3 separate regions of the Mus musculus genome follow, and all the other regions are linked to region 1. Evidence: chromatin loops called from intact Hi-C (ENCODE). Cell type or tissue: heart. All regions are shown on one strand.

Region 1 (2,500 bases):
ATGGAAAAAAAGAAACTAGGTCTGTGTTTGGGGAAAGGTGTTAAATCAAGACAGTGTAAGGCTGAGAGAGGATCCTGGCCCTGAGATTTACTCTTGCGGTGTCCTGGAAGATTAATGAAGGAACGACAAAAATGCCAAATTGACAATAACCCAGAGTTAATTATTCTCGAGATTAAGTTCTAGATTTATAAAACCAATTCTCCCGGGAGCGACTTTTCCCGTTTTAAATTTTACAGCAGTCTATGGCTGTCTGTGTAATTGAAGCCTGGTATACAAAACATCCATGTGTGTGCATGGATAAGCAGAAGAGGCAAGCAGATGTGGCTACTCCTAAGCCCTGCTATTCGGAATCACAATATTTCATTTCAAAAGTCACAAAAAAATAAACCAGAAAATGTCATTGAGCAGTGTCAGCAACCTCCCCCCCAGTAATGCGGTTTTCTTGATGTTTTTCTCGAACCACTGATAAAAACTCTTTGAAGTGGATGAGTAAATATTATCATGTGATAGTACTTGGACCCAACTGTGCAAATACAACTGCATTGTGTTCCGCTCTGGGGGCTCCAGGCCGGTCAAACCACGCAGACGGGGTTGCTATGGAGGAACCAATGTGCTTATTAAATAAGCCCAGGAGCAGGTCAGGATGTAGCTCAGCTCTTACAGCGGGCCACCTCTTAATCTTCCTCACTTAGACACATGGAGTGTTAAGAGAGAAATGCTGGCTTTGGAAAATATGTTTCTGTGATGCAGGGAAGGTAGAGCCACAAATAAGCCATTGGAACCTGGAACTCGCAGCAGCTGGCTGTTAGTGCCCCCTTTGGCATGCTGCTGCAGACAGGGTAGGGAGAACCTGTATGGCTAACCCACTGGGGGCATCCCCTGGCGCCGCGAAGCCGGGTGCTCAGCTAGGGGCCTTACACCCGGGCGCCTCGAGGCAGCATCCTAAGGTGGGGCGCATCTTCCCGCAGAGCACCCCGCAGTAGCTCACCTTTCCCGGGAGGGGTCCCGGCAGCAGCAGCTTGAGAGCCTGCCTCTTCAGCTCCACCAAGCGGGCGTTACAGTTCTCGCACCAGACGCCGCGGTCGGAGCCGGGGGAGGAGCCGCCGCCGCTGCCCGAGCCAGGGGAGCCGGTGCCGAAGCCGGGTGAGCCGCCCAGAGAGCCGGGCGAGCTGGTACCAATGCCCGGAGATGCAGGTCCCGGAGAGCCGGTGAAGGAGCTCGGGGACGAGGTGCCCGAGCCCGGGGACGGGGTGCCCGATGAGCCCAGCGCAGAGCCTGCTCCCTCCGGGGTGGGCCGGCTGCCGGCGCGCGACTCCTCGTAAGCCTTGCGGTACCAGCTCTCAGGAGAGCAGGGCGCTGAGGGCTTGGTGGGCGAGCACATTTCGTTCACCTGCCGGAGAGACGCGCGGCGTCAGGCCCTGTAGAGCCATCAGTCCCCCGTGCGGCGGAGGGCTGGTGGGGGGGGGGGGTCGCCGTCCTGCCCGCACTGATGCAAACCTGCCCTCCATCTATCTCCATCCTTCAAGTGACCAATCCTTAAGGAAGTCCTGTCCCACCCACCCTCGCCAGAGTGACCCGCACGCAGGTCCCCCTCCATTCCTCCTGGGGTCAGCACAAGAGCTTGCGGGGTGTGGATATCCTGCAGCTTCTGCGAGAACACCCAGAAATCCAGCGCCCTACTCTTTCAAACCCGGTACCCACCCCAGCAAGGGCCTAGGTACACAGTCCTAGAACACCCTATCGCAGGGTGGGTGACTGTGACTTCTGGATGTTTACTCATTCGGGGAACAGCCCCCACCCCAGGTCCTGCAGGTAAAGCAAACGGGCTCCCCGCTCCAGGGCAGCGATCCGAGGGAAGAGCAGAGGAATTCCTGGGAAATGCTCCCCCTCGGCTTAACTCTGTCTGCAAGTCCCGAAATACTGCAAAAGTTAAGGGTGTGAGGAAAGGGAGGAACCAAGGGCTGAAGACATTCCCGTAGCCAGGCGAGCTGCAGACCCGCCTCCATGCACGCACGACCCCGCCGGCCGTGGGGACGCCGGTGCACCCGAGAGCTGGGGACCCTGCATCCGCCGCCGGCTCCCGGGAAGCAGAGGACACCCACTCAGATGAGTCCCTGGAAACGCATCTCCTCGTGGACACCGCCACAACTTACCCCGTATTTCTTGCCCCTGGTGGAGACCGCAAGCCTCTCTTTATTTCCGGCTACCGAATTCATGGTGGCTCTTCCAGAGGAAAGGGTCTAAATGTTCCCACAAGGCTACATCCAAAAGGTCTGCCAACCCAGACGCGTCCCCCCTCGTGGTAGGGGTTGGTCCTCAAGTCAAGATTTCTTAATGGGGGGTTGGGAAGAATGAAAGCAAATGGACCCCAGAAGTAATAGCACCAATTTGCAGGAAAGGTTGGAACGGCTGGTGGTTCTCAAATAATGGGTCTTCTCATCTCTCTGCCTCCTCCAGCCACGCGTCCTCTCTTCGCGGTCACATCCAGATCGCTAGCATT
Region 2 (2,500 bases), 260 kb before region 1:
GAAACATAAGATCGTCTCTTATGTTGATATTGGTCAAGCAGTTGGTGCATAGGTGTTGGCTTTGTTATGTGTCTTGGAACTGGGAATCTGTCAATATTCATGTATTATTCTGCATGCTTGATTCTTTTCACAGTAAAGAAAACATTTTAAGTGAATCCTAATGTCTGAAGTTTGGGAGAGGTGTGACTTAGCAGAAAATAAAAAGTAAAAGTTGCAAAGAGTTCATCTATGCAGATGGTTAATAAAATTAAAAAATTTAAAAAAACAGGAAAAAAGAAAAAGAACAAAACCAAAGAAACTGCCGGATGTGGTGGCGCACACCTTTAATCCCAGCACTTGGGAGGCAGAGGCAGGCGGATTTCTGAGTTTGAGGCCAGCTGGTCTACAGAGTGAGTTTCAGGACAGCCAAGGCTATACAGAGAAACCCTGTCTCGAAAAACCAAAATAATAAAAAAAATTTTTTTTAAACCAAAGAAACTGTCAGAATGAGGTGCACTTGGCAGGATGTCAGCCCTGACAAGATGCTTTTTGATGGCTGGTGGATGGGTCCAAAGCAATGGCCTAATGGCTTGATGTGGAAGGAGACTTGAAATGAGTCTCTGGAGAAGGCTGAAATAATTAGCAGAAAACAAGATCTCCCATTTGCTCTGTTTAAAGAGATGGAAAGACTCACACGTTGAAAGTTAGAAAACACATTAATATAATAACCGAGCAAATAACTCTATGGAGTAGTGAAGGGAAAGAGACTTTAAACACTCTTTTATAGTTTATAAACTATTCCTGTTGGTATCAACTGGAACCAGGACCACTGACGGGCTATGATCCAGGAGAGTCAGCATTTTTGTTCATGGTCCTATAGTCGGCAATGGGATCTGGAGCCCAGTTTTCCTCCTTCAGTGTGCCACATTGTCTACTGAACCAAATGTAGACCTTAAATATAAAAATGGCTGCTTAGCCTGGTGAAACAGAAGGACATGGACGCTACTGACAGAATTTCTCTGGAAGCACATTGTTCTACTTATCAAAACACTGAGCAAGGAACATCTCAGAAGCTTGGAACTAGGAATCTCCACTTCCTATCTCTAGAAGTAAGGACTGGACCATCAGATGCCACCAGCGCTCTCCACTCTCCTGTGGGCACCAGGACTCCAAGGAGCCACACACAGTGGACGTGCAGTGTCCTTCCGGATCTGTCTTCAAGAGAGAGGATTTGTTGCCCGCTGCTGGGCAGCCAGCCTTCTACTCTCAGCCTTTTTAAAATTTGCTTCATGTGAAGAAAACCACAGAAAGTAGTAAAGAACTGGCCTCCCCGAGTGACCCTTACACTAGGACCAGTGACAATGGCAAGAGAAGAGCCAGCAGCCATCCAGCATTTTGACGAGGACGGAAGGATCCATTTTCATGGCTTTGACACTTTGGTCTCACCAGAGGTGTGAGTGGAAACTGGAAATTGCTGCTAAAGAGTCTTGAACAAAAAAGTCAGCAGCTAAGGTACTGGGCCATGCAAACTCCAGACAGTCCCCATTCATGGGATTAAGGAACCTTAGTGGTGTCTAATCTCTGGTGAGACCAAAGTGTCAAAGCCATGAAAATGGATGCTTCCCTCCTCATCAAAATGCCGAGCCACTGATCTTATCTCCAAATGCCTCTCTCATCCAGTAGAAATCAGAGGCCACTGAAACCAGGGCCTTCTGGAGGTGAGGGACCTGGAACTCATCCTCCCTCCCATGTGGTCCCATTTCTAAAAGAGTAACCTTACTGTTATGGAGTTGGTATGTTGAAAATCTTGTAAGATTTTATTTGACATGCACACTGTTGTTTATTTTTAAAGGCACTGGTTCTGGTGTCCCCATAGCTGTCTCCCATTTGTGACATCCTTTGGTGTTTTCATTGTCCTCACAAGACACCAGAAAAGTGAAATAATAACATGGTTCTTAAGACCATACACTAATTTGAGGAAATAGATCAATTTGCATATAAAGATAAAAACCATAATATAGATTAAAGAAGAGATGCCTTACAGGCTAACTTCTGGTTCATTGGACAGAGAGGGAGCTACAAATGGTGATGGAATTAAGAATCATTTACAGGAGGAGTTTGGACAAATTATTAGTTCATAGGGCTATCAGGAGGATCTGAGATGGATAGCCTTAAAACAAACAAGCAAGCAAACAAACAAATAGCTTTCAGTCAAATGAACCAAGTTTTGACTGAAATTTGCTGATCTCTCTTCTCTCTGTGCCCAACACACAGTAGTGTTTGTGAGAAAGGCAGACTTGGAACATTAGTAGTCAGTGTATCTAATTTTGTATATTCCCCAAGCCATATAAGGTGGTATTCTGAGTAATGGGATGAAAGGAACACACTAGTTCTGAATCTCTAGGGCACACTCTCTACTCTCTATAGAATGTATGTATTCATTCACAAGGAAGATGGTCTAATGGTTACCAAATAGTCAAAAATTACGAAAAGCCTCTAAAATAACCATATCTAAATTACC
Region 3 (2,500 bases), 560 kb before region 1:
GATAAAGATGTTCTCGAATATACGCTTTGAGACTAGTTGCTTGGTCTGTGGAACCTGGTGTTCTCCAAAAGGCATGGGAACTGGCCTTGTACTGTAGCCCTTTCTCCTCTGCCCTGCCTTCAAATGCAAGAGAGAGATGGAGGAAATGAAAAGATGACCATTGTCTTAGCCAAAAGAGCCAGCCACCACCACTGCTCTGTGTAGCTTGTGCTGTATATATTCCACGGTGGGGCTGTAGAGGCTCCTTCTGTTCGTAGGCTCCACTGCCACCCCAAGAAGGGTACCTGCTGCAGTCCAGGTGAAAGAGTCAGGCTTGAATCGGGTCAAATGCAGATCCCAGCTCCTTTTAGGTTTTTTTCTGTTGCAGTTACTTCAGGAGTGCAGCACTCACCAGAGGTGTTCCTGCAAGACCAGATCTATACTCTTGGGGCAGACATTAGTTCTTCTGTGGAAGAAGGCACCCACAGCTTTCTAACATGAGCCTCTGTGATGAGCCAGGGAGTCAGCTCAGGTTCTGTCTTCTGTCACCCTGGTGACAGTGAGTCTGACCCATGTGGCTGGCCAGACTTCCTCCTCCTCAAGGAGGCCACCTTAAAGTCATTTTCTGTCAGAGGCCTTCTCTGCCCTACCTTGACTTCAAACAAGTATAATCATGTTTAGTAGACACGGGGTGCTTTGTTTTCAGTTAAGAAAAACCACATGGAGTGTTTGCTCTGGGGCATTTTGTCAAGTCTTTCAACAGATAACCCTGCCCCCTCCTCCCTGCAATATCCCCAACTCCCCCACACCCATAATTATGTTCTGCATTTGAAAACAGATAAATAAGTCATGTATACTGTATAGTACAAGCTGGTATCCATTACCAGAGTAAAGCAAAGGAAGACAAGGGGGAGGGGAGGAGCGCTGGGTGTGGCAGGAGCCAGTTGTTATTTTAAATAGGCTGCAGGTTAGGCCTCCTAGAGAAAATGGGATTTGATTGAAATGGAAGAGGACCAGAGAGGCCACCTTGGTGGATCTGGGAGAACTCAGGCCTGAAGGGAAAATATGAAGGGACAACAAAGAGGCCAGACTAGCCAGAGCAGCAAGAGCCATGGAAAAGGGGGAAGGGAACGTACAGGGAGGGCCATGCGTTCAAAGGAGTGGGTGCAGCTTATATGAAGCTCTTGCTTCTCTGTCCCCAGTGATGAAAGACCCATATTTTACTTGGGTCATCAGACTTAATATTTTTGACAAATTTGAAAAATGAATATTTAAAAACAGTAACCATAACAAAACGTTTTATCATTAGAAACACACACACACACACACACACACACACACACACACACACACACACACACATTCTTACCAAATAGTAAACAAGTTTCTAAATGAGGACTTTGTATTTCCTTCCTCCAATTCAGCATTGAGCCTATGCAGTCCAGAGGCCACACTCGGGTTGCTCTGTAAGACCTTGGCTTTCCTCAGACAAAAGGGGGCGCTATTGCAGTATTTCAAACTGAAGAAAGCCTGTCTGACTTCAATTGTGGTGAAGGCTAGATTGTAGAATGCAGAGATTCCTTCTAGGAGAGAAGGGCCAAGGGTGGGGTGGGGAGACCATCCTGAGATGGTGGTTGGCCAGGTTGGGATGTAACAGTGGGAAAGATTAAAAGTGGTCACTTCTGGATGAATTGTTAATGTGGATACAACAGAACTTCCTGATGGTTTTGGATGTTAGAGTCCAGGGAGACACAAAGGGTTCAGTCTAGACAACATGAATAGAGCTACTGCCTCCTCTCCTAACTAGGGAGGCTCTGCAGGTGAGTAGGAAGGGGAGAAGAGTTCTGATAACTGTGAACTTGATTCTTGTGTGTTGGGGAAACATGTTTATGCCCATGGTGTTACCTGAAGACCAGGGACCCAGAACAGAGTGAAACTGGCCTCTCTGGTCATCAAGGGTCATAGAATTTATGGTCAAACCTTAGTGACAGTAAATATGAAATAACTCCTGAGGTTTTTCTGTTTGATGGAAGAAAAACAAAAGACAAAGATAAAGTACAAAATTGTGTCCAGGTTATAAACGTGATTCTTTAAATTAAGCATGTAATGTCTGTATGTTGACAGTGAGCCAGACTAGAATAAGACACATTACAGTCGCCAGGGGAGGAGGCTGTAGGTGGCTCCTTTCTCTTCCTCCCATTGATGTCTTACTCTAAGCATTAGCAGTGATGATAGCAGTAGAAGCAAATGAGTGTACCAGTCATGCAAGCCTTTCCTTCGGTTCCCACAGCTCACCATCTGCTACCTGGACATGCTGATGACCAGCGAGGAACGCCGGAAGCAGCTGAGGGACCAGTACTGCTTTGAGTGTGACTGCATCCGATGCCAAACCCAGGACAAGGTAGGTGGAATGAGAGCAGATTGAAGCTTTCCATGGTGGTGTCTGAAGGGTCTGGGGAGCTCGGCTGTGTTCACACTGCTCCAAAGTGCACAGCTAAGTAGAACAGGGCACTTGCTGCAC

Evidence for each region. A loop is a pair of places that touch in the nucleus more often than their neighbours do. Peaks named below come from ENCODE experiments on the same cell type or tissue, not always from the same donor. Only the 100,000 strongest peaks of a DNase experiment are listed, where the experiment ranks them.
Region 2: a loop joins it to region 1, with 2.2 times the contacts of the local background. A loop is called at or near these places in 2 of 42 quality-filtered maps.
Region 3: a loop joins it to region 1, with 4 times the contacts of the local background. A loop is called at or near these places in 3 of 42 quality-filtered maps.

The regions. Positions count from the first base shown.
Region 1 is chr1:178,529,279-178,531,778 of GRCm38, reverse strand. It overlaps Kif26b (kinesin family member 26B), which reads right to left. Exons shown (of 15, transcript NM_001161665.1): 1 at 2,154-2,500; 2 at 989-1,390. The coding sequence starts at 2,216. Among named protein-coding and RNA genes, the nearest start is that of Kif26b, 1.4 kb to the right of the region's middle. In heart, CTCF peaks have their summits at 844 and 1,044; a DNase peak (open chromatin) is centred at 1,068; H3K4me3 peaks cover 2,500 bases; H3K27ac peaks cover 2,256 bases.
Region 2 is chr1:178,793,852-178,796,351 of GRCm38, reverse strand. The region is part of intron 4 of Kif26b (kinesin family member 26B); the gene reads right to left. Among named protein-coding and RNA genes, the nearest start is that of Gm46249, 19 kb to the right of the region's middle. In heart, no CTCF peak of the experiment used is centred here; no DNase peak of the experiment used is centred here.
Region 3 is chr1:179,086,204-179,088,703 of GRCm38, reverse strand. It overlaps Smyd3 (SET and MYND domain containing 3), which reads left to right. Exons shown (of 12, transcript NM_027188.4): 8 at 2,270-2,380. Among named protein-coding and RNA genes, the nearest start is that of Gm31349, 240 kb to the left of the region's middle. In heart, a CTCF peak has its summit at 1,467 (motif pointing right); no DNase peak of the experiment used is centred here; H3K27ac peaks cover 317 bases.